Linked DNA regions of Mus musculus: region 1 is linked to region 2. The links are chromatin loops, found by intact Hi-C in ENCODE. Cell type or tissue: left cerebral cortex. All regions are shown on one strand. Each heading gives the region's core, and the rest is flanking DNA. Links, peaks and the distances in the headings are about the cores only. Region 1 overlaps Tnfrsf1a (tumor necrosis factor receptor superfamily, member 1a). Region 2 holds the start of Tuba3a (tubulin, alpha 3A).

Evidence for each region. A loop is a pair of places that touch in the nucleus more often than their neighbours do. Peaks named below come from ENCODE experiments on the same cell type or tissue, not always from the same donor. Only the 100,000 strongest peaks of a DNase experiment are listed, where the experiment ranks them.
Region 1: it touches region 2 in a loop (2.4-fold over the local background); 20 of 42 quality-filtered maps call a loop at or near these places.

The regions. Positions count from the first base shown.
Region 1 is chr6:125,354,796-125,370,068 of GRCm38, reverse strand. It overlaps Tnfrsf1a (tumor necrosis factor receptor superfamily, member 1a), which reads right to left. Exons shown (of 10, transcript NM_011609.4): 2 at 13,091-13,244; 3 at 12,628-12,756; 4 at 12,199-12,348; 5 at 11,937-12,015; 6 at 9,496-9,572; 7 at 9,246-9,359; 8 at 8,949-8,977; 9 at 8,485-8,770; 10 at 7,586-8,382. The coding sequence ends at 8,075. Plekhg6 (pleckstrin homology domain containing, family G (with RhoGef domain) member 6) reads left to right here. Exons shown (of 17, transcript NM_198604.2): 15 at 5,334-5,485; 16 at 6,350-7,027; 17 at 7,202-7,418. The coding sequence ends at 7,211. Among named protein-coding and RNA genes, the nearest start is that of Gm52918, 10 kb to the left of the region's middle. In left cerebral cortex, for the core only: CTCF peaks have their summits at 5,373 (motif pointing right), 6,382, 7,866 (motif pointing left) and 9,993 (motif pointing left); DNase peaks (open chromatin) are centred at 6,366, 7,883 and 8,161.
Region 2 is chr6:125,278,244-125,293,516 of GRCm38, reverse strand. Tuba3a (tubulin, alpha 3A) reads left to right here and starts at 7,436. Exons shown (of 5, transcript NM_009446.3): 1 at 7,436-7,549; 2 at 10,539-10,761; 3 at 11,016-11,164; 4 at 11,867-12,547; 5 at 14,863-15,247. The coding sequence starts at 7,547. The coding sequence ends at 15,159. In left cerebral cortex, for the core only: no CTCF peak of the experiment used is centred there; DNase peaks (open chromatin) are centred at 6,006, 6,045, 6,401, 7,034 and 1 more place; H3K27ac peaks cover 227 bases.

The sequences.
Region 1 (15,273 bases), core at 4,006-12,005, 77 kb before region 2:
TGAAAATACCATTCCTGCCCTCCAGGAATCTGTGCTTCAGCTCATTAGAGTAATCAGGGTACAAATAACAGAAGCAAGCATGCCAAAGACAGCAGCAGGGAACGGCCATGCTGTCTGTCCCAGCAGGCTGCTGGAAAAGCAGTGGTGCTAAGGGAGCTTAGGGGGGAGAAACCGGTGCATCAGAGCAGACAACAAAGCAGGAAGAAGGGAATTACAGTGCAAAGACCCAGAAATAGGAAACAGTCCTGGGTGCTGAGAGAGGCACCCCATCTCTCACTTTATAGGAAGGGACCAGGACTGGATCAAGGTCATACAAACCTTTAGAGCTCAGTAGGAACCATGTTCTCTTTCCCTCCCACTGCCACTGTGTGTGTGTGTGTGTGTGGTGTATGCATATGATTGTGTGTATGTATTATGTGTGGTGTATGCATATGACTATGTGTGTTGTGTGTGTATATGACGTATGCATATAACTGCATTGTTATATATGTGTATGTATTATGTCGTGGTGTATGCATATGACTGTGTGGGTGTATTATGTGTATGGTTTATGTATATGACTGTGTGTATACTATGTGTGTATATATTATGCATATGGCCGTGTGTGTATTATGTGTGGTGTATGCACACGATTGTGTGTGTGTGTATTATGTGTGTGGGTGTACGGACATGACTGTGTGGGTGTGTGCACTCAAGTGTGCGTGTGTGTAGAACTGAGCAGGTTGTTTGCTTGGCATTGTTAGGGTGAGAAGTAGAAGGGTGGATGCAGCAGAAGCTGAGTTCAGGAGGTGGTACCACAGGATCATGCCCGGCTCTAAGGGCCACGCAGGAACTTGAACTTTGACCTGTAGACAACGTGGAGCCAGTGGAGGCAGACTTAAGTGATACAAGTAGGAGCTTAAAAGAGAGAGAGACATCAGTAAAGCTACATCTGTTACTATCAGTTCAGAGGCTATAGAAAAACAGAGGCTGGGCTAGGGTGTAGCTCAGTGAGCGCGCGTGCTTAGCTTGCACGAGACCCTGGAGCTGACTGAGCCATGGTTCCACACAAACAAAGCAAAGCATCCAGAAACAGGGTCCCTCACAAATTTGGAGGCCACAAGTTCAAAATGCAGGATTGACAGAACTGAGCTTCCTGCCCAGGTTCTAGGGGGGCATCTGTGTTTCAGCTACCAATGGCTTCTGTGGCCCTTAACTTGGAGCAGCAACTCCTGGCCCCTCCCCCGCATCTCTGGCTTTCCCCTCTGTATGCTGGTGTCCAGATTCTCCTCCCTTTCTTATGAAGATGCCAGACGCCTGCTTTAGAATCCACATGGAATGTCTGAGGTCTTCACCTTAGGTCCTTTCACATCTTCAAAGACCCGGTTCCCAACTAAAGTCACATTTATGGTTTCTGGGGATTGGGTTTCGGACCCGGCTTTCTCCAGGCAAACCCACGGTGGGAGCAGAGTGGCAAAGAGCTGGAGATTTGCCTTAGACTCTTTGTCTTGCTTGTTGGCAGAGCCGAGGATCAAACCCAGCATCTTTGCTACCCTGGGAAAGTGCGTATCCCTGCACTCCACCCCAGCCCCAGGAAGGAATGTGCACACTTATTTACTTGTTTATTTATTTGTGGGTGGGCGCGTGTATGTGCATGGGCATCACCACACCTGTAAACTTTGCTTTTCCACACCAACCTCTCAAGTGTCTCCTCTTCCTTTGGCTCCCAGTCTTAGAACAAGCCTTCTGCCACATTCTCACTTGGAACTTCTGAGAACCAGTCAAACCTGCTTGTGTTCATATGCAAAATAACAGCCCCTGATAGGCTCTGCAGCGTGACAAATGGGGAGTCATTTCTCCTCTGTGATCAAATTTGCAGTGAGGTTCCCAGCCACTCAAAGCCTGAAACACTGCAACACACACACACACACACACACACACACACACACACACACACACACGCATGCACATGCTCACACAGGGTGAGAGTTTCTCTTAGTTTTTCTTCTGCCCAGAGCTCAGACTTTTTCTTCTTCCCCTTGCAGAAATGTTAGTGAGGCAGCTTCCTTGAGGTGGCTTATGCTTTAACAAAAAATGAGCTTGCGGGTGGGGGTGGGGAGACTTAGTGGCTGGGAGGAGGAAAAGGAACTGAGAACCCTCAGAGGAAGAGGCCAAAAGATGAAATTGGGGCCAATTAAACAAAAGCAAGACTTGAGAGCAGCCCAGAGCCTACGCTGTGCTCTTGGCAAGTTACTAGCCCTTCTAAGCCTGGCCCTCATCTGGGGAAGTACAGTGATAGCCCACAAGCCAGTGAGTGGCTTGGCCTGAGGCTCTGTGCGTCCTGGGAGCGCTACAAGTGTGGGTCATTGTGACACAAGGGGGTGAGCTAGTTGAACACTCCTATAATCCCAGCACACAGAAAGCTGAGGCAGAAGGATTGTGAGTTCAGGGCTAGCCTGGGCTATACAGCAAGTTCTGGATCTGAGCTGCATAGAAAGACCCAGTCTCAGAGAAACAAAGAAGAGAAAGGAGGAGGAAGAAAGGAGAAGAGAGAAGAGGAAAGAGAAGAGGAGAAGGAAGAGGAGGAGGAGGGGGAGGAGGGGGAGGAGGGGGAGGAAGAGGAAGAGGAGCCCTCCCTCCCTCCCACTCTAGCTTTCTTTCCATTACTCCTCACCTTGGCTCTCCTCACCTTGGCTCTCCTCCTGCTGTAGCAGAGAAGATCCCCCTGCTGTAGCTTTTGAGGCAGCTGGAAGCCCTGGGCTCAGCTGCTCAACATCTCCCCCCACCCCAGGGTGGGTTTCCCAAGCTCCTGCCTTTCTTGGGGAGGGACAAGGGCAAGCTTAGTGAAGCCAATACCAGCAGAGATTCTTTAAAGAAGTCCTCTGCTCATCCTTTCCCTCCACACTAACCCATCCTCAGCAGCCATCACAAAGTCAAACTTGGGGCATGGGGGGGGGGAGAGGGCAAAGGGCGTGGCTTCTCCTCACAGCAGGCTGTGCAGCCCACCACCCTTCTGCTCCTACCTTTCTCAACTTCACACTGAGCAGAAAGATGAAGCCCAGAGAAGAGAAAAGGGAGGAGACACAGGAACTGGCCCCCTAGTGCTAGTTTCCTGCTCTCAACCTCGGCTCTGGTTCAGTGACTGGGAAGCCAGGGAAAGGAGAGTTGGAACAACTGTCCACTTGATACCATTTTCCTATGCCTGCCCAACCCTCCTCCAACATGTCTGGTTCTGACCCAGCCGCCCTTGTGCTCCTACCAAAGCTTTGGAGAAGCCCAGGAAGCCCCAGGGCTGCTGGTTCACACTCTCCCAGCTTCTGAGAAAGGACAAACATGGAGCCATCAGCTAACCTGGCATCAGTCACAAGAGAGCGTTGTATGGGGTGAGGGAACACTTGAGGTCTCTGCTCTATGCCAGATGCAGCACCTTAGCTGCCACTGTGGTGGGGACGCCTAGGAAGGAGGTGAAAGACTCCAACCACAGCCACTCTTTCTTTTCCTTTTCTCTTCTCTTCTCTTCTCTTCTCTTCTCTTCTCTTCTCTTCTCTTCTCTTCTCTTCTCTTCTCTTCTCTTCTCTTCTCTTCTTCCCTTCCCTTCCCTTTCCCTTCCTTCCTTCCTTTCTTCCTTCCTTTCCTTCCTTCTTTCTTTCTTTTCTTCCTTTCCTTTTTTCTTTCTTTCTAACAGATTGGTTGATTATGTACACAGTGTTCTGCTCACATGTATGACTGTCCACCAGAAGAGGGCACCAAGATCTCATTATAGATGGTCACGGGCCACCATGTGGCTGCTGGGAATTGAATTTGGGACCTTTTGAAGGGCAGCCAGAGCTCTTAACCTCTGAGCCATCTCTCCAGCCCCTCCTTTTTCTTTTTGAGGTAGGATCTCACTGTATACATTCTGATGGGCCTGGAACTCTCTATGTAGACTGGGCTGGTCTCAAACTCAGAGATCCTCTTGACTCAAGTGGCTATGCCGTGATCCAAATGCTGGGATCAGCCTAGCCTTCAGCCATTTCTTTACCCTCTGGGAAGCTCTTTAGTGTTTCTTAGCCATACCTATGAATATTGCTGTCCATTCTGCCCATAGCAGCCACTTCTGTGTTCCTTCATGCCAAGCCTCCTCTTGCTACCCACCTGCGTCTTCTCAGGCTCTGCTGTCTCCCCCAACATTAACCTCCTGTGATAACTCAAAGCCCTTCAAGGCTGCCAGAAAGCTTGCAGTCACTGAGCTAAGACTTAAAGAGTATACACTCACCCGGCTCTCCTCTCCTTGGCAAGCAGCTGCATCTAAGCCTAGTCTTTGCATCTGTAAGATGAGCTCAGGTCCGTGCTTGCCATGCTGGAGGGTGACAAAGCGCCCGTATGTATGGAGGTCCTTGCATGATATCTGTCAGCTGCCACTTCCTTATTCTGTTTGAAAACTCAGAAGGGACACAGACGTGTGTTCTCTTCTCTTCCATCTTGGGACAGCTTTCTTTTCTTTTCTTTTCTTTCTTTCTTTTTCTTTTCCTTTTTTTTTTTTTTTCTGAGACAGGGTTTCTCTGTATTGCCCTGGCTGTCCTGGAACTCACTCTGTAGACCAGGCTGGCCTCGAACTCAGAAATCTGCCTGCCTCTGCCTCCCGAGTGCTGGGATTAAAGGTGTGCGCCACCACTGCCCGGCTTATTTATTTATTTATTTATTTATTTATTTATTTATTTATTATATGTAAGTACACTGTCGCTGTCTTCAGACACACCAGAAGAGGGCATCAGATCCCATTACAGATGGTTGTGAGCCACCATGTGGTTGCTGGGATCTGAACTCAGGACCTCTGGAAGAGCAGAGGTTTTTCGTAACCACTGAGCCAACTCTCCAGCCCCAGCTTTCCTTTCTCACCTGGCTAAGGGACAGGAGAGTCCTCAGCCTAGGGCAAGCGTGCTCCTGCTCCTCCCTCCTTCAATGAAGGTCAAGGTGATGAGAGAGCAATGAGCCCAAAAGAGGAACCCAAGGACCTGTATGGTCCAGAGCCCTGGCAGCACCATCTTCTGGGCCAGGGAGAGATTCTAAGAGAGGAGCATCAGAGGGCTGGCTTCCCAGGTGGTGTGGGATACAGGGCCAAGAGAGCAGAGGAAAGGGGACGTTCTGTCCGCCCCAATTCCCTCCACCAGCAGCTCTGCAGCTTGCTGCCACCACTGTATCTCGGCATCATTGTGCTCCCTCCCTGTAAGAATGACTCCTGTGGTGGTCCCCAGCCTTCATTGCCCTTTCTCAGTAGGAAAGGAAGTGTAAACCCCTGTGCCTCGGAAGGGAGTTAGGAGAGCCAAAGGTTCTTGATCTGTAAATGAGAGCTCATAATGAAAGTCCCTCCTCAGACCACTCTGCAGAAGCTGAAGGGTGAGCAGTACATTCAACAGAAGAGGGAGCTGCTGGCCCTCTATCGCAACCAGGGCACGGAGTCCCCCAGCACCAGGCCCTCCACACCTTCGCCTTCCCCGGAGGACTCCCAGAGCAGTGCCGAGGGGAGGTAAGACTCCATCACCATGCAAGGAGGGGGGCGCAGTTGGGGAGGAGGGAGGTGGGGAAGAGGGGGGTAAGGAGGAGGGAGGAGACATTTATAAAGCTGAGCAGGGTGAGTAGGAGCCTCGGGGACTTGGTATGAGAACAAGAGCATGAGCTGCAGCTGGGAGTGGAAGAGGTTGGTAGTTACCATGTGAAGGGACCCGTGGCATAGGGTGGGCACCGAGCAAAGGAAACAGAGACACAGCATGTGAACTCCCTGTGATGAGCAGGCTCCAGAGTGAAGGTAGATAGCAGAGTTTCCAGAATAGCAGAGTTCCCAGGGCACAGCAAGCTCCAAACCCCGCAGGGTAAAGAGGTTCGTCCGGGATGCAACAGCTGCTTAGCAACAAGCTTTTAGAGAAGAAGGACCCACCAATGGGCCCACTCAGCAAATCCGAGACAAGCTGCGTGAGATGAGGTCTGAACCAGGTGCTGTGCACAGAGTGGCTCAGAAGCAAACCTGAGCTCTTGTTTGTTTTCGAGGCGAGTAACTCAGACTGACCTTGAACACATCACAAGGCATTCCTCCTGAGCACCCCACCCCCAGCTGACCTCCAGGTCTTTTTCTGTTTCAAATAGGACTTTGCACACTGACTGGGCTAATCTCTGTGTCATTCCAGTTTCAGTATAGGTGCTGTATAAAAGGAGTACCCACGGTCTTTTATAGAGCATAATCCTAAGCAGTGAAGTGGGGAAAGCCAATCACTGTCCTGCACTGAGACAGGGCAGTAAGTTTGGAGGAGACATTTCTGAATGGATTAATAGGAGAGGCTTCTCAGCCTTGAATCCCATTCTCAGCATGAGTCTGACTTTCTACTCCTCACTGTAGGACTTTAGAGTTCGCCATCATCCCCCGCCTGGTGGTGACTGAGGATACAGATGAAGACACGCCCTCCATGCCGGATGACGCCTCAGACTCTGGCTACGGTACCTTGATTCCAAGCTCCCCGAAGGATTCTCATTCCCCCCTGAACAGGCTTCGGTCCAAGGCTCTTCGTAGAGACCCTCGCCTCACCTTCTCCACCCTGGAACTCAGAGACGTCCCCTTGCGCCCCCAGCCTCCCGACCCCCAAGCTCCCCAGCGGCGAAGCGCCCCAGAGTTGCCAGAAGGGATCCTAAGAGGAGGCAGTCTACCCAGGAGAGCCCCACCAATCTGGTCGGAGGAGGAAGACGAGACTTTGGCATCAGGGAATGTGGTGGTAGAAACCCTACACAGGGCGCAACGTCGGAGTCCGCTCCCCCACTCTCCCACTCATACTGACTCTGCTGGGGAAAGCCCCTGGGAGTCCTCAGATGAAGATGAGGGGCTTCTATCCCCTGAACTCCGCCCCCGCTCCCTACGGGAGGACATGCTCAGGGAGATCAGGGAGGAGCTGGCCAACCAAAGGATCGATGGAGCCTCGGAACCGGAACCAGGGAATGGCAAGCCCCGGAGGCTGACTCTAGCCCAGCTGCAGAGAATGAGGGTCCCCCACATCATACAGCTGGACACGCCCCTGTCTACATCGTAAGTGCAGAAACTACTATGGGACAGAAGGACAGTATGGAGTGGGGGGCCGTTCTAAGAGGCAGGCTGTGCAGAGCAGGGAACAACCAACGCAGGGGAGGGTACTCTGCTTTACCCATCAGCCCACTCGTTGCTTGACCTTGACCTAATGCATTTGTCTTCCTTCCTTCACAGAGAAGTATAAGGAATGCTGAGGCCCTTTGATACACCTCCTAGAGAAATTGTCTCCCTAAGAGTGCTGGCCACCACCTCCCCCGGACTCTACCTCAAGGATCCACCTCAAACCAAGCCTGACCCAGGCATCACCTCTGAGGACCCTGGAGGTCAAGAACTGAACATTTTGTCTCACAGACGAACCCCTGAGCCCTATATAAAAGTGCCCAGAAACATGGTTGTTTGGTGAACACTGGATGAGGATGGGAAACGGAAAGCATGGGTACCCACAGGGTGGAATCTACTGTTAGCTGGCAGGATGGCTGGACTTGCCGGGCTATTTTTTCATATCCTGGCTCTGCCCACTCTCTCCTATCCACAGACCACTCTTTCCAGGGTCAGCGATCATTTTTAGACGTTTAGTGTATTTACAAGAGTCGAGGGCTCCAGCTGGAGACCCCGCCTTTCTATGCTTGTCCTTACCTTACACAGTTCATCCATTAGTGTGATATAATTGATACAAAGATTGCTTATCAAAAGTGAAAAAGGCCCAGAAACCCACTGAGGAGGCCCTGAGAAGCTTGGCTTGGGCCCTGTGCATCCCAAGTGGGCACCAGATACATTGTGCCTTTCCTCTACAATCCTGTCTTTGGCACCCTCAGCTGGCCAGGAGCTGATGGTACATCTCCCTGCCACTCACAAGTGGCTGGCTCAGGCAGTCCTCGGCGGCTGAGAAAAGCTATGTACACCAAGTTGGTAGCACCAAGGAAGTGGCTACCAGCTCGAGCCTTCCCCTTAGAGACCTTTGCCCACTTTTCACCCACAGGGAGTAGGGCATCTAGCAGAATGGTCCTTGAAGTTCAAGTCCCTCTTCCTAAGGTTGTGGGTGTGGCTTTATCGCGGGAGGCGGGTCGTGGACGAGGGGGCGGGATTTCTCAGAGCCTCGAGGATATTCTCCAGGCACCCAGCCAGGTTCATCTTGGAAAGCACGAGGCCCACTACTTCCAGCGTGTCCTCGTGGCGCGGCGTGCGGCGCCGCCAGGCTTCCAGCATGCTGTACTGAGCCTCGCGCAGGCAGCGCCCGTTCTGCATCTCCAGCCTCTCGATCTCGTGCTCGCTCAGCCCCATGAAACGCATGAACTCCTTCCAGCGCGCTGGAGGCACGCCATCCACCACAGCATACAGAATCGCAAGGTCTGCATCTGGGGACAAGGACCGTGCACTTCCAGCAGCAGCCTGCCTTTGTGCCCTCCACCCTGCCCGACTCCCTCCAGGAGTAATGCCCCAGCAGGAACCCAACTCACTGTCAGGACGTTGCGGGTGGGCGGAGTCTTCCCATTTCTGAACAGAGGTGGGGGCTGGCACGGAGCAGAGTGATTCGTAGAGCAGAGGGTCAGCTCCCTGGGTTGGGACTACCTCACTGACAGGTGGCATGAAGTGCCAGTTACTAGGACCGAAGATGGGGCTGATGGGGGTACTGGAGACAGGAGAACTAAAGCCTGGGGTGCTGAAGCCCAGAGTGGGGTTGAAGCCGGAGGTGGGGCTGAAGGCTGGGGAGGGGGCTGGAGTTAGGGGCTTTCCAGCCTTCTCCTGAAAGAAAGAAAGCATAGCATTAGTGGGAGTAAAGAAAAGGACTCCCTTCGGGCGCTTTATTCTTTATGGGGGTGGGGACAGAGGAGCTAAGGGAGCCCACCGCCCTCATTCCAAGTAATTTAGGTATCAGGCGTTGGAAGGAGTAGTCAGGGAAGCTGGAGTCGTCCCTTCTCACCTCTTTGACAGGCACGGGATCCCTACAAACTGGAGAACAAAGAAACAAGGTGTCATGAATTTCACTTCCCTTTCAACGCTGACCTTGGGGACTTGTGGTGTCATGCCCCAGGGTCTATGTGGCCCCAGGGACAAGAGAATTACGGATATCAGTATGGCTTCCCTCCCACCATCCAGGGCCACTCAGCCTAGAGTCCTTAACCATGAAGAGAGGCCACCCCTCATTTCCCTCCAACTTGCCCACCCGAACCCCTCCCGTATCTCCACCAACACCCTATATCCCCAAAGTCCTACTTACTGATGGAGTAGACTTCGGGCCTCCACCGGGGATATCGGCACATTAAACTGATGAAGATAAAGGATAGAAGGCAAAGACCTAGCAAGATAACCAGGGGCAACAGCACCGCAGTACCTGCAGACCAGAGAGGTTGCTCAGTGTGAGGCCACAGCAGAGACTAGGGGGCTGGGGGGTAAAGGGTGGGGGTGGAGGGAGGTCATGGAGTCAGCCAGCCAGCTCGGTGAGCTGGCACCAAGCCACCCCCCCTCACCTGAGTCCTGGGGGTTTGTGACATTTGCAAGCGGAGGAGGTAGGCACAACTTCATACACTCCTCATTTTTCTTGCAGCTGAAAGAAGAGAAGGCACCGGTTAGCAGGAAGGCTGCCTGCAGTTCTTTGCTTTGCAAATGGTTTTGCTATCTCTTCAACCCGCCTTGAGAGCTGGTGGGGAAGAACGAGACAGTCCACACCGTACAACAGTTTACAAGCTGATGGGAGCCCGGGAAGGCTGTGTGGACAGGCAGGAGCAGAAGTGGATGCACGTGATCTCAGCACTTGGCAGGAAGTGACGAAAGGATCGGTTTAAGGCCACCCATGGCTACCCAGCAAGGTCAGGGTCAGCCTGGGCAACAGGAGATCCTGTCCAGAAAGAGACTAGAGAGGAAAGGGAGGGGAAAGGGAGAGAGAGGGCAAGTCGGCCATCTTGATGAGTTTGACACAGTCATCACCCCACATGGCAGCTCACGGCCATCTGTAACTCCAGTTCCAGGGTATCTAACGCCCTCTTCTGGCCTCTGAGGATACTGAGCAATGTACACAGTACACATATATGCATGCTGGCAAAACACTCATACACATAGAATGAAAATAAATAATTCTTAAAGTATTTTTTAAATGCCAGGCATGGTGACACATCCCAGTGGTCGGGAGGCTAAAGCAGGCAGATATTTAGGAGTTCAAGGCCAGCCTGGTCCACCTAGTCCCAGGCCAGCCAAGGCTACTCAGTGAGACCCTGAGTAAAAAGAAATAAATAAAATGAAATGAAATAAAATCAAACGGTCGAAGGGCTGAGGGTATTTTGGCTCCATGGTAGAGCACGTGAATAGCATGCGAAGAGCCCGGATTCAACAATCAATCAGTATTTTAAAAATAAAATTTAAAAGGCCTTTATAGTCAAGAGTAAAAATTCCATTCCAGTCATTGACTGGCAACATGACAGAAATAAGTCACTTCACTTTTCTGGTCCAGCATCTCATGGCGCTCATGACACCTCCTTCTGGGATCAAGTACTTGGCCCTGACATGGCACGGTAGACGGCAGCTGTAGTAGACTGGGTTTATCATTGTGTTTGCCGGTAGGGCATGGATCTGAAATGTCCTGCTGGGTCCATGTGTTGAAGGCTTGGTCCCAGCATACTGGGACATGGGGACTAGTATAAGTTAGGTCCCTGAGGGCTCACTTTTGACCCCTCTCCACACCCTTTCCTTTGGCCTCTCAGGGGCTGCGAGGTGAGCTACTGTGCTTGCACAGTATGCTCTGATCATGATGCCCCTGCCTCAGCACTGACTCTAAAGCAGCAACGCCAACCACCAGGAGCTGAATGAAACCAGCCGGTCTTTGCTTTAAGCTGATGAAGCCGCGTGCCCAGAAAGAGGACTCATATGAGACGCTGGAGGGCTTCCCAGCCAATGGTCCGGCTGCTTACAGCACTTGACTTTGGAGACGGCAGGCCTCAAGGGCACGGGAGGTTTTAGGATGTCTCTCATTGGGGCAGCCATTGAGAGCTGTCACAGGGCAGAGGGGATGAGAAAACTACACTGGGTGGGGGCAGGGGGACGGCAGAGGAACATGCGTTCTCAGCAGAACAGGGAAAGGAGGTTTTGTCTACCTCATGACAGGGTGAACACATGGGCACATGAGCTCTTTTGAGATGAAACTGCGTGGAAAAAAAAATAGAAAGTAGACAGCTTTGGTTCAGACAGTCCTATAGATTGTTGGTTTAGCTGTCTGTTTTGGGGATCTAACCCAGAGCCTCCAATACGCTAGGCCAGTGCTCTACCGTTGATCCACATCTCCACCCCCACTCTCCTTACCCTAAAGGTTAAGAAACATAAGGCGTAGAGAGGTAAGAACTTGCCCAAGGTTGCAGAGCCAGGAAAAAGGTAAGTTGGGATTTAACCCCCAAGTCAGGTCAACTATGAGAGTCTTCTCTGGAAGCAAATGTATAAGAGCAGCCCATGCGGAGCCACAGGAATGAGGAAGTCTGTCAGGGAGCCTGGGAAGAAGGGATCCCCAGCGGTAGAGCTTGTGCGAGCCAAACCTAAGATACCATCAACAGTAAGATGCACCAGAGTGCAGTCAAGAACAGCGCGCTCGGATCTAACTGCCCAGCACTGAAGAGGCATGCGAGCTATAGCACGTGTGTGTGGCAGTCAGAGGATGACGTTGTGCACCTGATATTCTCTCCTGTCACCTTTACAAGACGGGGTTCCAGAGCTTGAACTCAGGTTGCCAGACGTTTGCTGCAAGCGCTTTACCCGCTAAGCCCTATTGCTTATCCCCTAACGTCCTGGAGAAAGGGAAAGGGCTGTCTGATGTCTTGTAGTGTCTTCTGCTCATCCGGCTGTAGGATCCCACCTTTGACCCTGCTGGGGCCCCTCAGCCACAGCTGCTCACCCACCCCTGAACCCCAAGCACTTGGCAGATACTCACTGGCTGCAAGGGACGCACTCACTTTCTCTCAGAAAGAACCCTGCATGGCAGTTACACACGGTGTTCTGAGTCTCCTTACCTGTGGGAAAGCGGTTAAGACTAAGAGCGCGTGCCTGCAGTCTGAGGGCCCGAGGGAGGGACGAGGGCGGGAATGCAGGTGCCACATAGGAGCTCAGACACACAGACAGGATAGGGTGGGGGGCAGAGGAGGGGGGCAGGGTGCTCCCGGGGAGGGGAGAGGACTTGGGTGACCGGTGCTCACAGGGGATTGTCACGGTGCCGTTGAAGCAGGGGCTGCAGTCCACGCACTGGAAGTGTGTCTCACTCAGGTAGCGTTGGAACTGGTTCTCCTTACAGCCACACACCGTGTCCTTGTCAGCTTGGCAAGGAGAGATCTCCACCTGGGACATTTCTGAAGAGGGAAGGAAATGGTGTGTGAGTCTCACATCCCTTTTCCCACACAAATCTTGACGCCCCCTGGCTCTGCCACATGGCATTCGTCTTTGTAACAGACACTCCTCCTACGCACACAGGCCCGAGCTTGCATGTGCACGCATGCATACTACCGCCACACTCACGAGCAGATTCGAAATCCTGACCTCCTGGCCAACACCCACGGACACACACACATGTTCGCACGTCTTCACACACCATGCACCTTCTATAGCCCTGGCCCAATCCCAAGGCTTACCTTTCCGACATGTCTTGCAACTGAGACACTGCCTGAGGTAATTCTGGGAAGCCGTAAAGGTGCCCTTTTCACACTCCCTGCAGACTGTATCCCGCCCTGGGCTCGGACAGTCACTCACCAAGTAGGTTCCTGTAGATAGGGTTAGGGTCAGGCTGTAGTGGAGAACTAAAGGGCAAAACCCAAGTCGGGGGCAGGGAGTGGGGCAGCAAAATAAGGGGACTCCCAGGGACCAAGGTCGGGGAACATCAGAAACAAGCAAAAGAAGCCGGGGCGTGGAGGCGCACGCCTTTAATCCCAGCACTCGGGAGGCAGAGGCAGGCAGATTTCTGTGTTCGAGGCCAGCCTGGTCTACAAAGTGAGTTCCAGGACAGACAGGGGTATAGAGAAACCCTGTCTCAAAAAAAAAAAAAAAAAAAAAGCAAAAGAAATCTCAAGACAATTCTCTGCTCTCACTTTCTCCTACCTTTGTGGCACTTGGTGCAGCAGATGGAATTGTTCTTAGAATGGACATACTTTCCTTGGGGACACAAGCTATCCCTCTTCTCCCGGTCACCAAGAGAAGGGACTAGTCCAGTGACCCCTGATGGATGTATCCCCATCAGCAGAGCCAGGAGCACCTGAGGGAACAATCAGAAAGAGGAAATACTGTCAGGGGTGGGGCCTTAGAGGTAGCAACAAATTGAACACACACACACACACACACACACACACACACACACACAGAGAGAGAGAGAGAGAGAGAGAGAGAGAGAGAGAGAGAGACAAGTTCACATTCCCCCCACCCCCTAGGGACACTCTCCCCTAGATGGTGGCGACTGTGCAGTCTAGTATTTTCTTGGTCTCTGGTGGCTCTGTATGCTAGCATTTGTTTCTACAACTGAGCAATTAGGTCTCAGGCCCCAGCTGCATTTTATCCCGTTCAGTTCCCTGAAGCGGCTCCCAGTGCTGATCACAAGAGAGCCGGTCAAGGAATGTTTAGTTTCCCCGTGTGTCTGCAGGGCTGAGGGTGGAGCTCCAGGTCTCACACAGAAGCACTGCAATGCCCTCTGCCCGACCAAGAAATGTTAGCCAGAAGTAGCAGGCTGTTTCCGTTACAGCCTGTTTTTCCAACAGACAATCAATCCTACTACTCATTTGGCATTTCTATATCTGGGTACGGGTTTCACACTAAGCCTGTTTGTGGACACTTCCTAGAGGTGAGCCATTAGGATCTACAAACCTCTTTGGATTCCATGACAGTAATTCAAAAAGTACTACTGGGGGGGGGAAATCAAGTTGAAGGGAGGGCTGTCATGAAGATGGTTCAGGAAAGTGTCAGCTGTGCGACGTGAGGACCTGACATCGAGCACCATCACCTACATAAAAAGCCAGGTACGGGCTTGTATTCCCGGTGATGGAGGGGAGCCCACCAGGTAGGCCCCTGATGATCTCTGTCTAAGCAACCTAGTCCAACTGATGGGAAGCAAACACCTGAGGATGACCTCTGACCTCCGTGCACACTCAAACACCCAGATATGAATGCGCACCTGGGGATAATGCTCTCCCAAGCACCATTGCGGGACAGAAACAAAAGGAAGAACTCCGAGCATGCAGGCGCGACAAGGATTAAGTAAGACCAAAGACAAATGTGTCATGTACTAGAGTTGACCAGAGATTGGTGATCTGATTCAAGATGACCCTCAATTCAGGAGCTGAGGATGTGCCAGGAGTCCCAAAGCAGGGCATTCTAGAGGGCTGGCTTTATAATCTTGGCAAAGCTCATAGCAACCAACTGGCTTTCTTGTATGTAAACAGCTTCAGTATGGAGAGCGCAAAGCCCTCTTAGTTTCAATGTAGACCTTGCTCTTTGATCTCTCCCGGTTTTGGGTTTCCCTCAGCCTTCCTTCTTTCATCTCCCCTCCCCCCCTCGCATAGCGTTGTTACGTCAAGATAGCGGAGGTCTTCAAGACAGATGCAGAAGCAACTGACCAATCAGATCACATTCAGGAGAGACCTAACACCTAGACTCACAGCTGCCTTTGGGGGCTCTGCAACCCCCAAAGCTCCGTTTGGAAAGAGGCTGGCAGCTTGCACCCTGCTGTCAGCTGCTGTTACTAGAAGTGCTACCTCCTCGGCACAGCAGCTGCACGGGCCAGGAAGCCCCTTGCCTCAGCCATAGACCCAAGAAGCCACACACAGAAAGCACACCAGCAATCTCTCAGGCAGGGGTGCACCCCCACCCCTCACGACACACAGAGGCTTCCAGGGTGACAGGAAGGGTTAGTTATGATAAGAACTTCCCAATCATGAAAGTGTGGTTCCTTTCCCCGAAGAAGAAATGCTTGGAGCACCTAAGGTCAGTGGTACTTCCAACCCCATCAGAGAACCTGAAGCCAAACCAACAGATCAGGCAGTGTCAGGAAGAGGTAGATGTGGGCTCCAGGCCAAGAACGGCCTTGCGGGGGTGGGGGTGGGGGCGAGTCTCAACCAGCGATGGACGAGCCTCCAGAGAAGGAGCCTGTTTCTTTGGTCACGTGTCCTTCCTTTGCAGAACTCTGGGGGTTAAGTCAAATCCGGGAAAGGGAAATCTTTTCCCAGCAGCTCCGCCCCAGTGACTCAGGCCAGGGAGGGAGATCTAGGACAGTGGACAGGGAACTGCAGCTTCCC
Region 2 (15,273 bases), core at 3,992-11,991:
TTTCACCTGTGTGCCCCAGCAAACATCATTTGACCTAACTGACTTTCCAAAGAAACCAGAAGTGTCCACCTCAATGTACTATCACAGGAATAATTTCACTGCTCTAAAAACCCGTCTAGCCACATATTCACCTTCCTGTTTCCAGGCTCTTGGGAGCACCTAATTTTTTTTAAATATATATATTTTTAAAGTTTTTATTTATGTGTTTATGTATGTTGTATACACATATGCATGAAGATACCCTTAAAAAGCCAAAAACCCTGAACCTCTGAATCTGTAAGGCAGCCTCAATTAAATGTTGTCCTTGTAAGAGTTGCCTTGATCATGGTGTCTGTTCACAGCAGAACCCTAAGACAAAAACTAAAATACAAAAATGCAAAACGAACTCTAAAGCCAAACCAAACTAATGGAAAACAACAACAAACTGACTGAAAAGTGGACCAAAGACCTCAACATCAACATTGTGCCTGAAAGGAAAGACTCTTCACACCATAAAACATCAGGGAAACACAAATTGAGGCAATGAGACACCCTAGCACCTATCAGGGAGGCCAGGGCAGTTGTAAGCCAGCCGTGGTAGATACTAGGAACAAAACTAGTTACTACAGAGCAGTTTGGGGGTCCTAATATTTTGAATGTATGTATAGCTTTGTTTTTTTCCAGAACATGCCAAAGTTGGAATGGAGTAGTATGTAGCCTTTCAGACTGGCTTCTTCCACGTAGCAATGCACATTTATGGCATTTATGCTCTTTCTGATTTCTCATTGCTTGTCCGCTCACTTCTTTTAGCTGAATGATACTCTATCTGGACTCTATCTGGACAACTCATAGCTCACCTATCAAAGTTAATGGCTTCCAAGTTCTCAAAACTATGAATAAACCTGAGAAAGCTTGTACATGCGAGTTTTTGTTCCGACTTAGTTTTCAGCTCACTTGAGTAGATACCGAGTAGTGTGGAGGCAGAGCAGAGGGTAAGAGGGCAGTACCTGGTGAGCCGCCTTCCAGAGAAGTCAGTTCGTGTTGCCACAAGCAGTGGATGAGAGTTCCTGTTGCTCCACGCCCCTGTTAGCTTTTGGTGGTGTCAGCACTCTGGACTTTGGCCTCCCTGATAGGTGTGCTAGGGTGTCTCGTTGCTTCAATTTGTGTTTCCCTGATGTTCTATAGTGTGAAGTCTTTCCTTTAAGGCACAATGTTAAGGTTTCTGGTCTACTTTTCAGTTGGTTGGTTTTTATTTTTTGTTTGTTTGTTTTGTTTCATTTGTTTGGTTTGGCTTTGGGGGTTGTTTTGGGTTTTGGATTTTTTTTTTTTTTCAAGACAGGGTTTCACTATGTAGCCCTGGTTGTCTGAGAACCAACTCTGTAGACCAGGCTGGTCTAGAACTCACAGAGATCCATCTGCCTCTGCCTCTGCCTCTGCCTCTGCCTCTGCCTCTGCCTCTGCCTCTGCCTCTGCCTCTGCCTCTGCCTCTGCCTCTGCCTCTGCCTCTGCCTCTGCCTCTGCCTCTGCCTCTGCCTCTGCCTCTGCCTCTGCCTCTGCCTCTGCCTCTGCCTCTGCCTCCCAGGAGCTAGGGTTGAAGGTACGCATCACCACAGCCCCGCTGTCTTCTTGTTGTTCTGAGAGGTCTGTTTATTTTATCTCATGTCCTGTAGCAAGATACAACATTTGCAGAGACTTTCCCTCGTCTGTGGCTCACACTTTTGTTTTCTTGAGTGTCTTTAAAAAACCAGAAACTGTTAATGAAACCCGGCTTGCTAATTGTTTCTTTGAGCCTATGTGCCTTCAGTGTCAGATCTAAAAGGCCATCGCTAGCCCAAAAGTCATCTAAGTATTCTGTGTTGCCTTTCGGTTTTTGTCTTGCATTGGGGATGTTAGTTTTTGTGCCTCCATAAGGTTTTCATTGGGAATCAAGCTTCACAATGAGTGCCCAGCTGCAGTGAGTGTCGGGAAGCAGCATGATGAACACCAGGACTTCCCACGCTTTGCTTTCTGCAGTCCAGGAATGTGACTCATCAAAGGAAAGACTCTAACAGCCCTAGTCCAGGGTGGGCAGGCTCCATTGGGACCTGGCAGAACATGGGAGTATCAGGCAAATGGTAATGAGTTTGCAGGCATAAGGGATACAGGCTTCAAGGGATCATGGACCACAATTCCAAAGAGGCACTGAAGCCAAGCAACAGGCAGACAGAGTTAGAATCCCTGCAGAGAAGCCCCGAGAAGCTACTACATGAGCCTATGAGGCTTCTGGGAATTCCAGGATGTTGGTGATTCCAAGACCATGGGATGGCCATCCAAGAAGGCACCTAGCAAGGAATAAAGTTGGCCCAAGAAAGAGTCTCTGTATGCTGGATGAATACGATATCTAAACTTTGTGAAGTCTAGATAGCAGAACCTAGGAACTGCCTGCTGGGTTTCAGTATGGCTTTAGTTTGAGACCTGGCTCCCTTGGACCACAATTGTATCAGTGTCTGTATAGTGATTCCAGAGTGGTGGTTCTCAACCTTCCCAATGCTTCTGCCCTTTAATACTGTTGGGTATTACCCACATTGTGGTGACCCTCAACCATTAATTATTTCATTGTTACTTCATAACTGTAATTTTGCTGCTGTTACCAATTGTAATGTAAATGTTTGATAGGCAGAATAGTCGATATGTGACCACCACCACCCCCAGCCCACACCAAGGGGTCATAACCCACAGGTTGAGAACCATAGCTCTAGAGATCCACTTGCCTGGGAGCTTCTTTCAAACAGGCAATTCCCCTTGCAGCATTTTCAAATCAGACTCTCTCTCTCTCTTTTCAATTTAATTTGCATCTTCACACGACGGCACCGGGGCGTGGGGTGGGGTGTCTCTGTAGTTAAATATTTCCCCATGTCCTGGTATGGAGTGCTGGGGTTCTTTTCTTTTCCTTTCTTTTGTTCTTTCGTTCTTTCGTTCGTTCTTTCGCTCGTTCTTTTGTTCTTTCGTTCGTTCTTTCATTCTTTCTTTCGAGACAGGGTTTCTCTGTATAGCCCTGGCTATCCTGGAACTCACTCTGTAGACCAGGCTGGCCTCGAACTCAGAAATCCGCCTGCCTCTGCCTCCCGAGTGCTGGGATTAAAGGCGTGCGCCACCATGCCAGCTGGGTTTCTCTTTTTAATGGAGTTGATCTCTTTAGCAGTTACAATGGCTCTCAAACCTGATTTGTGTGTCATGTAAGCTCTCGCTCCTTCTCACGGCAGACTGCTCAGGTTTTTATCTTCCTGCTCCACTTACTCTGTCTCCCTTACTGCAGACCTGGATGAGGACAGAAAGCAAAAGCCATGACCCAATCCAAATGCTGTAGCCTGTCTGGAGATTTCCTCTTCCACACAAGGATCCAACCAGCTACCTGTATCCAGCCTTCCTCGGGTCTTCAGGACACAGGCAGAACAGCCAGGTTCTTTGCCAGAGCATTGCATGCGCAGCCTATTTTGTACTAAAACCGGTGCTCTCTTCAGACATTTCAGGAGCTGGGCCTCTGCAGTCTACATCCTGGCCTTCCAAACTCCCACCAGAATGGCCCTTAAGCCCTGCTCACTGCATTCTAAGGCTTTTTCAACCTGAAGTTCCAAACTCTTCCACATTCTCCTTGCAGACCAGTTCCAGATGCTTTTCAGGTCAGGCTTATTACAGCAATGACCCTACTGCTTGGTACCAATTTCCCATGGGAATTATTTCACTCCTTACTACACTAAAGATACCTGACACCATGATGGTGATGATGAAGATGATGATGTAAGAGGCAACCACTGTCTTAGGAAGTGTAAAAGGTTGAAAGTAATTAGAAAGAAAAATGGGACATCATAAGGAAAGAGCTAGAATTGAGTGCATGCTAATGGCTGATTTATGTTTTTAGAATGTGGTGAATTGAGCACGCCCATATTGAGTGGAGAAGGGGGTGGATGGATGGATGGATGGATGGATGGAGAAGAGTAGAAAAAGGCAAAGGACCAGTGCAGAGAACGGTCCTGAAGGGAATTCAATATAAAAGCAACACTGAAATGTCCACAGCTATAGAATCAGATAAGACAAAGAATAAAATTGTAGGCGGTCACAAAGTCCTCATGCTCACAGACAAGCACCGGAGAAAGCAGAATTGTTAAACACGAGCTTTTTTTCTTCAATGGAAGAAACCGACACCTGTTCGCCCAGAAGGCTGGAGAGGGTGCTGTGTAATAACCTAGCGACCATTTGAGACTCTGTGGAGCCTGGCTTCACCTGAATCCCTCAGACTCCTGAGAATTACTTCTCAGTCAATAGAGCCCAGCCTCATGCTTATTACAAACCCTGCCTCCCCGGCCCTTCTCCCGAGCACTTTTCTTACATCAGTAGAACCTGTTCTCGTGGGAGAGGCCATAGGTGCTTGGCAAAGGAGCCTCGGAGTGTCATGCTTAAGCTTTCCTGTCAGGAGGAAACTTTTCTCCAAAGTTGTCCAGTGCTTAAATATGTCAAAAATAAACATATGTGCTTGGGGTGGGACTCCAGAAGTTTGAACCAGCCTGCCTAACTAAAGCCGTGTTGAAGCAAGTTTTGTTCTCACCTCTCTGCATTCCACTGCCAGGTGTGACACTTGCAAGGACACACAAGGACACACAAGGACACACAGAGTCCTTAAGACGACACAAGCCCCTGCAGAAGCACGATCCTTCTAACCTGAAGATCCAACGAGGCTCTTCTGGTGGCAGCAGCCCCTGGCTTGCTGTGGCTCTAGAGGGGTCCCTTTGGGGACATTCAAGGTTCTGTGACCCTGGTAGACAAAGTACTAAGAGATTTGCAACTGACAGACCCAGACTCTAACTTCAAAAGGCAAAATGTAACATAATTTTTGGAAGATAACTTCCTTATGCACTGAGCTAGAAAACCGCCTGTACTCTTTGGTCCAATCAAGTGACTCAGTGTCTACAGAAATAACCAGATTCACAGCTGCAGTCTGTTGCTGAGACAAACACCAAAAGGACCAAAATGACCAAAAATAACTAACAGGAAGAAAGGATTTATTTGGGCTTATACTTCTGGGTTACAGACCATTCCTGAGGGAAGTCAGGACAGGAACTTAAAGCAGAGACCATGAAAGAATGCTCCTTCTTGGACTTGGTCATGCTTTGCTCAGACCACCTGTCCAGTAAACAGTGTGGCTTACAGTGGGTGGGGCCCTTGTACACCAGTCATCCATCAGGACAGTCCAACCTGATATGGACATTCTGTAAATTGAGACTCCGTTCTCAGGTAACTCTAGACTGCGTCAAGTTGATAGTTAAAGCTAACTAGGATACATGGAAAAATGGGTGCCTACTGACCTGGCACATAGTTCAGATGGCAGAGGGCTTGCCTGCCATGCATGCTGCCCTGGGTTTGCTCCCCAGCACCACCTAAATTGAGCAGAGTTATACAACCATATGTTACTAGCACTTAGGAGCTAGAGGCAAGAGGATCCAAAGTTTTAGGCTACCCTGGGCCTCATACCAAGTTCAGGGCCAGCCTGGATACATGGGACCCTGGCTCACAAATAAAAACATTTTTTTTAAGTCTGCAGCCATGGCTTCCCCATCATAACAGACTGTACCCTCCAACTGTGAGCCAAAAATAAATATTCTTTTCCTTTAATAAATACCAAGTGTGGCATGGTGGTGAACACTGGTAGTCCCAGCTTCTCAGGAGGCCAGCTTGAGCCCACAAGTTCCCGAGTTAACGGAATCACACACACTATAGAGTAAGGTAACTAAATCTCAAGAAAGTGGTTTTAAAAATCATGTTTGACACATGAAAACTGTCGAATTATCCACACAGACCCAGCAGATCAAAGGCAAGTTGAACCAGCAGAGTATAGAAAGTGTGTAGCAGATTCGGCCGTCACAATACCCAGGAGCTGAAGGCTCAAGGAGACTGTAACTGTCTTCCCCCACTGTACTCTAATGAAGTGAAAAGTCTGCAGCTGGTGGCAAGCACAATAAACCATGAGCCAGGTGCTTCTCTTCAACCAAACCTCCCTTTCCTCCTGGGATCCCAGAGGAGACAGAATCCTAACAAAGCCAGCAGGCTGTCTCATGCCATTGCTCATTTGCAGGTATCGAGGTTGCCTTCTATATGCTGAATCTGGCATACATGAAGGAATATATTCATTCACGGGATATGGATATAAATTTCCTGGGTTTCAAATGCCTAGCGACCAAATCAGATCCCCAACAATAAGACTGCATCAAGAAGATTCTGTTCCAAAAAATGTTTATTGCAGAATTTTTTTAAAAAAAAATCATGTTTGATTCTAGTTATAAAACAAGTCATAAATGTATGCACGCCAGGATGAAAGACAGCTGAAATGTGTTTCTCTAGAGACATGCGTGGTTGTTGGTGTTCTATTTTATTGCTGCCTTTCCCACATGTTCTACTCTGAATGTGTTAATCTCATAATCAGAAAAAAATGTTTCTTGTAAACACAGCACTGGGGATTAGAGTTGTAGCTGGGTTTGGTAGAGTGCTGGCTAAGCATCTCTGAAGCCATGAGTGTGTCCCCAGCTTGTGATGCAGATCCGCAGTCCCAGGACTCAGAGGGTGGAGATTAGAGGGTCAGAAGGATCAAATCCATTCTTGATTACAGGGGAAATCAAGACCAGGGTGGGATACATGAGACTCTGCCCAAACAAACAAACAAACAAAAACACCATGGCACAGCCTACAATTCATTATGTGCAGTTCGATATCCTGAGGAAAGATAGGTATGTTGACTAATTTATGTTTCCTCCAAATTGCAGATTGAAGGTCTGGTTGCCACCAGGCATGGCACACATCTATAGCCCCAGCTCTGAGGTAGCCTGAGACAGAGTTTCAACTTCTGCCAGCCCGGGCTACAAGCTTTGGAGGCCAGCCAGGGCTGCATACCCAAATCCTTTCAAAACCTTCTCCGAGTAAATAATGTCGGAATAGGCAACTGCTCACACAGACTTCCAAAACAGCTCTGGGTCCCAACGCAAGACTTGGCAGATGGTCTCTGGAGAAGCACGACCTGGTGGCCTCCAAAGCGAGGGAGGCTGAACAGCTTTTCTGCCCCAAGTGAGGTAAGGCTGTGTGAGGTGAGGCGAAAGGAGGAAAGGCGAGGACAGAGGTACGGATAGTGTGCAGGGCTGCTAGGGCATCCCTCCATCGCCGATGCGCAGATAACATACGCAGATAAGCAAGACCTGAGCGCCCCACTTGTTCCATGCTAAGTTGGATGTCGGGGACGCGCAGACACACCTCCCCCCACCCCCCATTTTCAGATGCTCCTCAATGCTTGTCCCCCTCCAGCCACTCCAGAGCCTTCCCGCCAAAGCCACATCCAATCAGAAAGTGCCAGCACTGCAACTTGAGCCACATCCAATCATTAGTGGGATGTGGAGCCTAAGGCCGCCCCTAAGGCGCTCTGGGCCAATGAGCCCCGGCCTGGACTCCACATCCGTCCTGGACTGTTGAGCGCGCAGACCAGAGGCGGTTGAGGACCAGTGGTGAGGAACGGCCGAGGCGGCGTCTGAGCGGGTCTCCGGAGTTCAGCATGGTGAGAGCGGCCGGGGTGGTGGGAGCAGTCCCAGGCCGGGGTGGTTGGCCTCGGGGCCTCTGGGGGGGTCGGCCCCACGGGAGGTTGACCTCCGTCTCCTCTGAGGCTAGGGCTTCCTCGCAACCCCAGCTCCTGTGAGGGTGGGCGTTGGCAGAGCAGCCCAGGAGCCCGCAGTCTCCTCTAGACTCCTCACCATGCAAGTGCGTGTGAATGAGATGCTCGGCTTCTTAGCACCTGTGAAGCTCCAGGATGCTGGGATGCAGTTCCAGCCCGGAGTCCCAGCCCCGCGGAGGCTGATGAAAGAGGCGCAAGAGTTCGCGGCCAGCCTCAGTCTCGTGGGCCTCCAGCCTTAAGAAAAAAAGCAACAAAAGAAGGTGGCAGATAGGTTTCTGGAGAGGGAACTTTTGTTTTGTTTACTGGTACCAGTGGCCTTGAGTGCGAGAACCAGTGATGGCTTGGGTTCCAGAAGATCCTAGAAGCCACCAGGCTTTCTGGTCTAATGTTCGTCCACCTAGGAAAGTGAAAGTTACTGAGTCCAAAGAGCCTGTGCTCGGGTCTCGAGCTTACTATGATTGGGAAATGCCGTAGAGCCCCTGGTAGGCCTGCCCTCTCTGCCTCCACTCCGTCAAGATCACAGGCCACCAGCTCCACCAAGCTTGCCAAAGAACTTTTATATAAGTTTTGTGGCTACTGCTGTTTTTCTTATTTCATGGTTTATAAGTGGGATCCATTGTTGGTATTAGAAAGTACATTTGAGGTGTGTGCTGGCGCATGCCACAGTCCCAAGCAGGACATTTGGATTTCAAGATTAGTCTGAGTACATTTGAAGCTAGCATGGACTACAAAAACTTGTCCTAAGGGAAGAATAAAATAAGGCTGAGAACCTAATTTATTAGATTTTTTTTTCTTTGAAATCGCTGTGCATGTATGTCTCTGCAAAGTATGTGCTCCTGAGTGCAGTTTCCCAGAGAGGCCAGAAGAGGGTGTGGAAGACCCAGGAGCTGGAGTCAGGCCGTGGCGAGCCTGATAACTGAGCCCTGATCCTCTGCAAGACAGCTCTCCTACCCACCACACAAACTCTCCGGCCCCAGGCAGAGGACTTCTTAGATACTTGTGTTCACATACGATCTGGGTCTAAACAGCCAGAACTTGTCTTTGTTTCTCTGATGGGCTCTCGTCATCTGAGCTGGCCTCAAACGCCTCTTATTACCTCAGCTCCTCATTGAGCTGGCTACTGTCATGGACCCCCCCACACCGAGCTTGATCGTTTTTTTTTTTTTTTCTTTAAAACTTTTTTCTTGTTGCAGGGGCAGTGTCGTCCCATTACTTTGTTCTCAGGGCACAGTCCTTGATAGGCATGGGATTTGGCAACAGGCTCTATCTAGTTTGCTTTCTGTTGCTGCGATAAAACACTGACCAAATCAACTCCAGGCAGGATGTATTTGACTGCCGTTAGGAACCTGACCAGGAACTGAAGGAGACCATGGAGGAATCCGCAAACCGGCTTACTCAGCCGGCTTTCTTAACTAGCCCAGGCCTTACACTGCCCTCTGTGGGTTGGGCCCACCCACGTGGGTCATTAATCAAGAAAATACCCACAGACATTCTTGTTCCCTCTCCCCACGTGACCAGAACTAATTAGCACGATGTTTTTGCATACACTTTTTTCAAATTAACCCTCAGAAACTTAAGTTACCTGCAGATTCAGTAGAATCTTACTATTTGCCTCAAAAAAAAAAAAAATCTGCTTCATTGAAGAATCTTAGTGATTTTTTTTTCTTTTGGGGGGTTCTGTTTACTTCTGAGACATAGAAACCTTGCTGAGCCTTAAGAACGAGATAAGGAAAAAACGAGATAAGGGACTATATTTGCTTTATTTTTTATTGCATTCATTGGCATGAGTGGCTGCCAGTGGAGATCAGAAGACAGTGGCAGGAGTTGAGTCCCTGAAATAGGTATTTATAATTGCTGGGTTGGGTAGAAAAAAATGTATAATTTATCCATGTAGGGCTCTAAGTTGGGTTTGGTGGCATACCATATGCCTATAACTCTGGCACTCTGTATGCTGAGGCAGAAAGATTGCAGTTTCCAGGGCAGCCAGCTCCTTACATTTTAAATAAAATTTAAAATTGTCTTAAATTTTTTAAATAAAGAAAAAAATCAGGCTAATACAACGTCTCAATGCTTAACGGTGTCTGGGAATGTTGCATTCCTAGACCTGAACGCATGAGTGATTACCCTAAGTGGTATCTTTGAGAAGGATATTAACTTATTAATATTAACAGATGTGTACATGAGCCAGCTTCCTGGTACCAGAGTGGGATGGAGAGCATTAAAAAGGTTGATCTAGATGGGCAAATAGAAGATACAGTGACTATCTAGATTGGCTTTGGCTGGGTGACCTGGCATCTATCGCGTCATCCTTATTGAATTATATCTTATCCTTTTGTTGGGCCACAGTTGAGGCCTGATAGATTTTTCTGAGAATTACTGTGACTGTCCCCACTGAGCTAGTTGTTGACACTACATGGCTTCCGAGTCTCAAACTAACCATATTTTTAAAGAGTGGCAAACGTTTATGCTCTGGGGCTGGCTGCTACCTGGTTAGCCTTGTGCGGTGGCTTACATCTGTAATCCTAGCACTTGAGCAGCTGAGGCAAGAGAACTGTTGCTAGTTCAAGGCTAGCCAATGTTCATAAAACTATATACTAAAATGGGGTAAGTTTAGAGTAGGCAAGATGTTTTATCTTTGTGCAAGTTTGTGTGTGTGTTGAGATAGGATTGGACTTGAATTCTACTTAATCTTTCTGAGTACTGGGATTATGGACCTGTGTAACCATACCTGGTACAGTCAGTTTTAACAGATAAAAGGAACGCCTAAGCATTGCTGTTAATAAAGTTTGAAAATAGACACTGAGTCGCAGCACAGAATTGTATTTGTATGTCATACAGTTTGAAGTGAGTGAGTATCGTGTTTTCTGGTTTCCAGCGTGAGTGTATCTCTATCCACGTGGGGCAGGCAGGTGTCCAGATCGGCAATGCCTGCTGGGAACTGTACTGCCTTGAACATGGCATTCAGCCTGACGGTCAGATGCCAAGCGACAAAACCATTGGCGGCGGGGACGACTCATTCAACACATTCTTCAGTGAGACTGGAGCCGGCAAGCACGTGCCCAGGGCAGTGTTTGTGGACCTGGAGCCCACTGTGGTGGGTAGGTGCTTGGGGCCTGGGTGGAGGCTTTCCATGGGAGAGTGGGATGTCTCTGGAAAGCCCACTGAGATCTGTGCAGAGCAGACAGGCTCTACACTGAATGCTCGTAACTTAGTTGGGTAAGAAACTGAAAGAAAGGGTCGTAGGTGATGCATGTGTAACCAAAGACTAGGAGACACTGTTGACACACGTGCACAAAGGGATTGAACAGCCCTTGCCTGAAGGACTCACGGGACGTATGGTCTCTTTCTCTAGATGAGGTGCGCACGGGAACCTACCGGCAGCTTTTTCACCCAGAGCAGCTGATCACTGGAAAGGAAGATGCAGCCAATAATTATGCCAGAGGCCACTACACCATCGGCAAAGAGATTGTCGACCTGGTCCTGGATCGAATCCGAAAGCTGGTAAGAGGATTGCGGAGGAGGCTTTAGATGGTGGCTGTCTGGGTCAAGAGGGTCAGGGGTGGGTGGGGGGGCCATTGTACTAGTTGGGGCTACTTTACCATTGCTGTGATAAAACACCATGACAAATGCATCTAAGGGAGAAAAGGTTTGTTTGACTTACACTTCCACAACACTGTTTATCATTGCAGTTAGTCAGGCAGGAGCTAATGCAGAGGCCATGAAGGGGTGCTGCCTACTGGCTTGCTCCCTGTGGCTTGCTCAGCCTGCTTCCTTGCAGAATCTAGGACCACCAGCCCAGGGGTCGTACCACTCACAAGGGTCTGGGCCCTCTCCATTATTCACTAATTAAGAAAATGCCCGACGGGCTTCCTACAACCTGATCCTATGGAGGCGTTTTCCTTAATAACAGGGTCCCTCCTCTCAAACGTAAGCTGGTGTCAAGTTGACATAAAACTATAAGGCTCAGTCATCTCGGCAAATCTGTTAGAGTCAGGAATCTATCATAAGTTTACCAAAATACCTTACTTCAGACTCTGCTGAGACGCAGCTACCGGTCTTCATTGTATTCAAACCCAGTGCGGCGTCTGTATGGTAGGCAGTCTGAATTTGCATCAGTTTGTAGAAATGGAAGTCCTGCATGTGGGGTGGAAGTCGGAATGTGGCTTTGTAGGCACTGGCTTATGTACTCTGGTTTTACCACAGGCCGATCTGTGCACGGGACTGCAGGGCTTCCTCATCTTCCACAGCTTTGGAGGAGGCACAGGGTCTGGGTTTGCATCGCTGCTGATGGAGCGGCTTTCAGTGGACTATGGCAAGAAGTCCAAGCTGGAGTTTGCCATCTACCCAGCCCCCCAGGTTTCTACAGCGGTCGTGGAGCCTTACAACTCCATCCTGACCACGCACACCACCCTAGAGCATTCCGACTGTGCTTTCATGGTGGATAACGAAGCCATCTACGACATCTGCCGGCGCAACCTGGATATTGAACGTCCCACATACACCAACCTCAATCGTCTGATTGGGCAGATTGTGTCGTCCATTACAGCCTCCCTGAGGTTTGATGGCGCCCTGAATGTGGACTTAACAGAATTCCAGACCAACCTGGTGCCATACCCTCGCATCCACTTCCCACTGGCAACCTACGCCCCGGTCATCTCAGCTGAGAAGGCATACCATGAGCAGCTGTCAGTGGCAGAGATCACCAATGCTTGCTTCGAGCCAGCCAATCAGATGGTCAAGTGTGACCCTCGCCACGGCAAATACATGGCCTGCTGCATGTTGTACCGGGGGGATGTGGTTCCCAAAGATGTCAACGCGGCTATTGCAACCATCAAGACAAAGCGCACCATCCAGTTTGTAGATTGGTGTCCGACTGGATTTAAGGTAGGACTGGGTGCTGGGACAGTTATATCTGCCAGTAAGCAACAGACTGCCGTGGGGCCGCAGCTTTGGGCAAGCCCATGGCCCTTTCCACATCAGGCTCCAAAGAAAGCATGGGCAGTAAGCAATTGCTAAGTGGTGTGACAGTTTTCTAATAACACTGGAAGCCCTTTTTCCTCAAACCAGCAATTAATTACCAAACCTTTTCGAAACAGGGTTTCCATGTAGCTCTAGCTGTCCTGGAAATCACTCTGTAGACCAGGCAGGCTTCAAACTCAGACAATCCCCCTGCCTCTGTCTCCTGAGTGTTAGGATTAAAGGTGTGCACAACTGCCAATGTCCAAACCTTATTTCTTTTTTCTCTTTTTAAAAGATTTGCTTGCTTTTATGAGTGTGTGCACACGCGCGTGAGCATGCATGCACACCACATGTGTGCTGATGGTATCTGTAGAGGCCCAAAGAGGGCACTGGATCTCTTGGAACTAAAGTTCCAGACAGTCTGAGCCACCATGTGGTTGCTGGGAATTGAACCCTGGTCCTCTAGGAAAGCAACCAGCACTCTTAACAATGGAGCCATCTCTCCAGCCCCCAAACTTTACTTTGTTCTTTTTTCTTTTCTTTTTTCTTTTTTTTTTTTTTAAAGATTTTATTTATTTTATGTGAGTATACTGTTGCTGTCTTCAGATACACCAGAAGGTGGCATCTGATCCCATTACAGATGGTTGTGAGCCGCTGGGAATTGAACTCAGGACCTCTAGAAGAGCAGTCAGTGCTCTTAACCTCTGAGCCAGCTCTCCAGCCCCAAACATTATTTCTTTCTTAAACCATCAATCTACCAAATGTTATGCAGATGAGTTTTTCCCGGGAGCCCAAGAAGGCGAGGACTTCCAAGGGAGAGCGTGTCTGACAGCAAGTGCTCATTCAGAACGCTGTGCCTTGCTGAGTTTGCTCCCATTAAACCTGCATTTCTTCCGTAAAGAGCTGGTCTACCGGGAAGTACAAGCTAGGGGCTGCCCCTACAGAGAGGAACCAGATGACCCTGTCAGCCTCTCTGCACTAGGTTCCCTTTTGTTGGCATCAGTGTGGTTTATCACACCTTCCTTTACAACCATTTTCTGGGGCTACACTGGTTGCTGTGTCGAAAAATATGTTTGAGTTTTAGCTGGACAGTTAATTATGTCACATGTCTCTAATCCCAGCACTAGAGCGAGTTCAAGATCATTCTTATTCATATGACTGAGTTTACAGCCAGCTCTGGCTTTTAAAGTCATTTTTAGAGACTTTAAGTTACACACACATACACACACACACACACACACACACACACACACACACACATAGAGAGAGAAAACACAATATTATATGGAAGATTGGAAAGTTGGATTCTCTGCCCCCATAAGCTGCTTGTCCTTATAAATCAAGAGGCAGTCTCTGCATATTCAAGCTATGTTGTGCCTTTTATACAGGTGATGTTGGTTGGCAGGCCAGCAGGCAAGCAAAGGGTACATGTTCCTCCTTAAAGTGGGGGTATATTGATCTGCGGAGGACCCCTTGTGTCTGTCCTTACCTGTTTCCAGCTCCAATCTGGCTGTGCTCCGAGCTGCTGCTCACAGCCATGTGTTCACCAGGGTGTACAAATGTCACCACCATAGCATCTTCACCTTGGCAGAGTTTACTGCTACATAGGTGCTTTCTTTTCTTTTTTCTTTTTTTTATTATTTTCTTCATTTTCATTTCAAATGCTATCCCGAAAGTCCCCTATACCCTCCCCCCGCACCCCAACCCACCCACTCCTACTTCCTGGCCCTGGCATTCCCCTGTACTGGGGCATATGATCTTCGTAGGCCTCTCCTCCAATTGATGGCCACCTAGACCATCCTCTGCTACATATGCAACTAGAGACACAAGCTCTGGGGGTACTGGTTAGTTTATATTGTTGTTCCTCCTATAGGGTTGCAGATCCCTTCAGCTCCTTGGGTACTTTCTCTAGCTCCTTTAATAGGGGCCCACATAGGTGTTTTCTATACAGGAAGATTTCAGTCAGTTTTCTTTTAAGCATACAGTATACCTTGGATGCAATTCTCATTTTGGGCCTTTGTGTACTGTGTAAGTGTATGAAGAAGATCCAGCGTGTTGGTTTCCAGTTTGGCCTTTAGTGGTTTAAGTCCTTTACAATTTTTAGACATGTTGCTTTGTGTAGGTGATTATTCATTCCCAAAAGCATGGTACGGGTATTTCTTTTAAGCAGGGTCCACAGTTCCCAGTTTACATTTCTGAAGTCAATATAAACTTCACTATTTTTTCTCCTTCTCTGGCAGGTGGGTATTAACTACCAGCCTCCCACTGTGGTCCCTGGGGGAGACCTGGCCAAAGTGCAGCGGGCCGTGTGCATGCTGAGCAATACCACGGCCATCGCAGAGGCCTGGGCCCGCCTGGACCACAAATTTGACCTCATGTACGCCAAGCGAGCCTTTGTGCATTGGTACGTGGGAGAAGGCATGGAGGAAGGGGAGTTCTCCGAGGCCCGGGAGGACCTGGCAGCGCTGGAGAAGGACTATGAAGAGGTGGGCGTGGATTCCGTGGAAGCAGAGGCAGAAGAAGGGGAGGAGTACTGAGCGCATGGGTCTGGCTGGCGGCCGTCCATTTATGTCTTCCCCACCATTGGAAATAAAGGATATATTATTAAAATTTCTAGACTGAGGCATTTCCTCTCTAGTGTGTTGTACTTC